Linked DNA regions of Homo sapiens: region 1 is linked to region 2. The links are chromatin contacts, found by Hi-C or POLR2A ChIA-PET in ENCODE. All regions are on one chromosome and are shown on one strand. Each heading gives the region's core, a stretch centred on a gene start or an enhancer-like site at or near the end of the contact. The rest is flanking DNA. Distances are from core to core; before and after follow the strand shown. Region 1 overlaps TGFB2 (transforming growth factor beta 2). Region 2 overlaps TGFB2 (transforming growth factor beta 2).

The links. Hi-C counts contacts between places; a loop is a spot of excess contacts on that map. ChIA-PET counts read pairs that join two places held with the same protein, here RNA polymerase II (POLR2A). Pooled maps may share reads with other maps.
Region 1: a map of PC-3 shows a loop between it and region 2 (2.3-fold over the local background). The contact joins two enhancer-like sites. A Hi-C loop is called at or near these places in 7 of 168 maps with a recorded cell type or tissue (Calu3, HepG2, MCF 10A and 4 more) and 2 of 50 pooled maps. POLR2A ChIA-PET finds 5 or more read pairs at or near these places in 3 of 52 experiments (MCF 10A, activated B cell and activated T-cell).

The regions. Positions count from the first base shown.
Region 1 is chr1:218,424,474-218,427,173 of GRCh38, forward strand. All of the region lies in intron 2 of TGFB2 (transforming growth factor beta 2), which reads left to right. Among named protein-coding and RNA genes, the nearest start is that of TGFB2-OT1, 17 kb to the right of the region's middle. Within about 2 kb of position 1,403, at least 6 of the 41 ENCODE cell types and tissues checked have a DNase peak (open chromatin) inside an H3K27ac peak, as active enhancers do; they include PC-3 and PC-9, where a contact is called at or near this core.
Region 2 is chr1:218,379,151-218,381,880 of GRCh38, forward strand. All of the region lies in intron 1 of TGFB2 (transforming growth factor beta 2), which reads left to right. Among named protein-coding and RNA genes, the nearest start is that of TGFB2-AS1, 35 kb to the left of the region's middle. Within about 2 kb of position 1,406, at least 7 of the 41 ENCODE cell types and tissues checked have a DNase peak (open chromatin) inside an H3K27ac peak, as active enhancers do; they include PC-3 and PC-9, where a contact is called at or near this core.

The DNA.
Region 1 (2,700 bases), core at 153-2,652, 45 kb after region 2:
ACATCACCTGGGAACTTGTTAGAAATGCAGATTCTTGGGCCTCCACCTCATCCTATTAAATCAGAGGCTCTGGGGATGGGGCTTAGCAATCTGTGTTAATGAGCACTCCAGATGTTTCTGAAGCAGGCTAACATTGGAGACCACTGGGCTAGAAAGACCAACCCTCCTCCCTTCTTGCTTTGCATTATTTCTTTCTCTTTATTCCACCTCATTCCAGAAAGGATTTGGAGTGGAAAAATCTGACTTAACAACAGTTTGTGAATAAGAACAAAGGTTTTATTTTACAAAAAAATTTCTGTGACTCAATGATGTGTTGTGGCTGCTGCCAAAAGTAAATAGTTTGCATTAAAAGTAGTGACCAGAACAAGGGAAGCAATAGCTACTCCCCTCTTCACATTTGACAGGTTCTGTATATCTCCATATTCTGTTAGACCATATCTGGAGTTTGTTGAGGAACTAATTTTAAGAAGACATTGGAAAGGGTTTTAACAAGGATGGTGACACACCTTGAACTTTTGCCTTAAAGGGATCAGTTGAGGGAAGCCACCTCTTGTGACTAGAGCCTGACATGGAAAAGAAAGAATTTTACATCTTGCTCCAGAGGGCGAAAAACAATATTGGAAAGCCTTCTCCACTGGTATTAAGAGGGAAAGACATTAGTCCAGGCTCTTCCTGAAGGGCTTTGTTAACACACCTAAGTGCTTCAGGCTTCCGTTTTTTGTTTGTTTGTTTGTTTGTTTTTGTTTTTTATTTAGTTGGAGTCTTGCTCCATCACGGAGGCTGGAGTGCAGTGGTGTGTTCTCGGCTCACCACAAGCTCCGTCTCCTGGGTTCACGCCATTCTCCTGCCTCAGCCTCCCGAGTAGCTGGGATTACAGGTGCCAGCCACCACGCCCGGCTAATTTTTTGTATTTTTAGTAGAGACGGGATTTCACCGTGTTAGCCAGGATGGTCTTGATCTCCTGACCTCATAATCTGCCCACCTCAGCCTCCCAAAGTGCTAGGATTACAGATGTGAGCCACCGTGCCCGACCTGGTCTTCTGTTTCTTTTAGAATGCAGATAATAAGGGCCATGATGTTCATCCCACAAGATTTCTGTGAAGGGCTAAAAACATGGCAAAAAGTTCAAATATTTGAAAAACTACAATGGTTGTACAAATATGAGGCAATGGCGCTATTATTAAGGAAGACTAGTTGATGGAAATTTTAAGTCCAAGATAATGGAGAATCTCAACAATATGGATTGTCCAAAAGGGGGACGACCTTTCTCATTAAATAGTGAGTTCACGGTCATGAGAGGCCTTTAGACAAAGAGATGTTAGAGAATGAACTGTATGGGATTGAAGCAGATGGTTTCAAAGTGCCTTGCCAATGCCAGTATTTCATAATGCTGAAGTGAATGACTTGAGGTCAGGCAGATCTGAGAGACTCGTGCTCACAGCCAGCAGAGTGAATGTTTGATTCATCATTTGTTCATCACTACTTGCAAGTCACTGCAAACATTTAAAACATTTAAATACATTTAAACACTGAACACACTTAAAGATATTTAATGATTAAACATATTTAAAGCGTTAAAAACATTAAATGCATTTAAAAACAAGATGGGCCCACACTAATGAACCTGGTGTCAATTTTTCTCTACAGCACTATAGTTAAATTCCCTTTGCATTAGAAGTCTGATTGAATAGCCCCATGGTCTCCTGTGGATCTGTTGATGTATGAATTTGGAAAGTAACATTGAATTCCCAATGCTTTCTTATAACTCTTTGCAATGTCTCATAGACGTGTAAGAGATGTTGCCCTTAGTGTCTAACCCAAGTCCTGAGTTGTTTTACAGCATTTTTATTTTAAGGTTAAGATTTCTTCTGGCTATAATTTTGCATCTAGACTTCTACTTGTTTTTTCCCCCCTCAAACTATTGGGTAACATCAGTGACTTTCACCTTTATCCACTGCCCAGTTGGCTGCTTTCCAATGGCAGAGAAATGAATGGATGCTTTTGTGTAGGGAGTTGTGTAATTCAATGAAGAGCTTGGAGCCTTGCTGAAGGCGATATGTGGGTATTTCACACATATTATATCTAATGATTATATATCAGTAATGTAATGAAGGTGGCATTCAAACATCACTGTGGGTGGCAGCTAAGCCAAAGACAGCTAAATCTTATTTTTAATACATGAGAAGCCCCCTTTTCTAATTCAATCAGAAACAGTTGTTGGTCAGTTAAAGATTAAAAAATCAGTTAAAGCCAGGGATTAGAAAAACATAGGAGAGAGAAACAGAAAGAGAGAGATGCAAACCTTAAATTTTTAAAACTTAAAACAAATATATATGTATGTACATATGGATGTATACATACACATTCACATGCTGAGGCTGAGTTCTTTTTGTGAAAGGCCAAGGACTTTTCTTTGACATGGATGTGCCAATTACCAATCCATGTCATTTTGTTTTGTATAAATCACATTTATAGTGCATCATCTACAATTTCTATTTTTATTTTTCTGAAGTAGAGATGTTTAAGGACAATTGCTGAGCAACCTGAGTGTAGGATTCTTCTAACTTTTTATCGTATTATTTCTTCTGTAGCTGTCTCTCTCACACCTAAAATTAGAAAAAAAATTATTGTGATAAAATATACATAATATAAACATTACAGTTTAACCATCCTTTAAGTATACAAGTCAGCAGCATTAAG
Region 2 (2,730 bases), core at 156-2,655:
GAGACGGAGTCTCACTCTGTCACCCAGGCTGGAGTGCAGTGGTGCGATCTCGGCTCACTGCAAGCTCCGCCTCCCGGGTTCACGCCATTCTCCTGCCTCAGCCTCCTGAGTAGCTGGGACTACAGGCGCCCGCCACCACACCTGGCTAATTTTTTTGTATTTTTAGTAGAGACAGGGTTTCACCGTGGTTCGCCAGGATGGCCTCGATCTCCTGACCTCATGATCCACCCGCCTTGGCCTCCCAAAGTGCTGGGATTACAGGCGTGAGCCACCGTGCCCGGCCAGTACCTTTTCTTTATTTTTTAATTTTATTTCTTTTTCTTTCTTTCTTTCTTTCTTTTTTTTTTTTTTACTTCTGCGAGCCTGGAACATCTTTTCTTTAATTTGATGCTGTCTTTCTTCCTCTCTAATGCTCAAATCTAGCTTTCATATTTTTTCTCAAGGTTGTCATTTGACAGGAGGTTTTATTTAAAAGTTCTGAGGTTAAATACCTGGAAGATAAGATGAAGCCAGTTGAAAACAGTGTCCTTTTTCTGTTCTCATGCCTGAGAGAAGTTCAGTCAGTCCTGATTTTTCAATCGGGGTAGACCAAAGTTTAAGTCAGCTGGCTGTGATACAATCTTATTTTACCATTTTCTTTCACATGCTTTTAGTTAATGGAGGAAGCTGGGTCTTAAAATATCCAATTGCATTTAACTTCTTTTACTTACTTAAGGAACCAGTTACCCTTTGATAAGTACCTATGTCTAGTTCCTTTTATCCACAGTTGGTATTTAGTCAATAATAACAATAACAACAATAATAATACCGATGCGGTGCTTCATATACTCCAGGCACTCTTCTAAACACTTTTAGAGACATCGATATTCATTTGATCCTGGCAATAATAGGTATTATTACTCTCTTTGTTTCACATGTGAGGAAACCAAGGCAGAGAGAGATTAAATAACTTGCCCAAGCTGTGAGATAGTAGAGCTGAGACATTTACCTATCAAAGTCGCTGCCATCGTCAGCACTCACTCGCATTCATTGGAAGCTCAAGTCGGTGACCAATCATGTGTCCCTAAAGCAGCAGTACAGTGTAATGATTAAGGGCACAAACTCTGGAATGAAAATGGCCTAGGTTTGTGTGTTTGGGGACGGACATTCCACTCTAGAAGTAGATTCCACCTGGCCTAAAATGTGTAAATCACTGTGCTATCACACCAAGTTAGAAACTCACATGGTGCACACACATGCTAAGCTCCTTACAGTCTGAAACTGGCAACAGTAATCAGCATGCAAAGTTCTCTTTAGATGGCCTGTTTTTTTTTTCCTAGCTAACCCCTTTGATTAGCAAATAGTACAAATGTTTATAGAGTTGGAAGATTTTTAATATCTTTATTTGAATTGCACAAAGCAGCCAAATGTAGTTTGGCCCTAGGCTGCAGAGTATATGTGTCCGGGTGCCAAGAAGCAACTGCACTCCGCCTGGGATGCCAAGCATTCCAGACCTGTTACCTTGTAAGTGTAATATTTACCAGATTTTTGCTTCATCTGGAGATGAAGAGCAGAGATGAATAGAGTGGGGGTGGGTCAGGCTGCTGGGAAGGGAGCTCAGTGTTGAGAGGAATCCCTGAATGAGTAGGTAGCTGGGAAGGGAACAGAGATTTGCCAGAAAAAGCCCTTTTGCTGGCAACTTGGAATCTAGGAAAAAATAACAGAGGCTAACATGCTGGGGTGCTTACCATGTGCCAGGCATAGTGCCAAATGTTCTGCTTTCATGAGCCTATCTCATCCTTTCAATTCTATGAGATAGATGCTATTATTATCCCTACTTTGTAGATGGGAAAAGTGCAGCTGAGAGAGTTAATTACCCAAGATCAATTCTCTTCTGTTCCAAGGTCTCTTTGTTACTTTAGTAAAACTAGTACAGAGCAAGGAATGACAGTGCATCAAGCCGAACCCCAACAAGTCAAGGCACTTACAGTATCTTCTGTTGGTTCTTACTTTCTCTAACCTTCGCAACTGCCCTGAAAGTTAGGTGTTGTTAACATTTTACAGACGAGGAAACTGAGGCCTTAGAGCTTAAGATATTTGCCAAAGGCACATTTTTGTTTTTGTTTTTGTTTTTTTTTTTTTTTGAGACAGAGTCTCGCTCTGTTGCCCAGGCTGGATTGAAGTGGCACAGTCTTGGCTCACTGCAAGCTCCGCCTCCCGGGTTCACGCCATTCTCCTGCCTCAGCCTCCTGAGTAGGTGGGACTACAGGCAACCGCCACCAAGCCCAGCTAATTTTTGTATTTTTAGTAGAGACGGGGTTTCACCTTGTTAGCCAGGATGGTCTGGATCTCCTGACCTCGTGATCCACCCGCCTCGGCCTCCCAAAGTGCTGGGAGTACAGGTGTGAGCCACAGCGCCCGACTGAAAGGCCAGATTTTTAAGTGGTAAATCCAGGAGTAGAATCTGGGTCTGCTGAATCCCACATCTTAAATCTCTTTGTGTTCAAACATGACGTCTTCATTAGGCACCAGTGACAAGATCACAAATAAAACAAAACTCTATCTCTGGACAAGCTCAATTTTCTGCGATGTTCCTAAAAGGGAAGGGGATTGAGGCAGAGCTCCAGGTAGCTTGTACTGAATCCTGTGTGTGAATAAACAGAGGTAGTAGATGAGATAGTGCTACTAGGTGTGTGTGTAGGGGTGTGTGTGTGTGTGTGCACACGCGCGTGCCTATGCACACAATGGGGC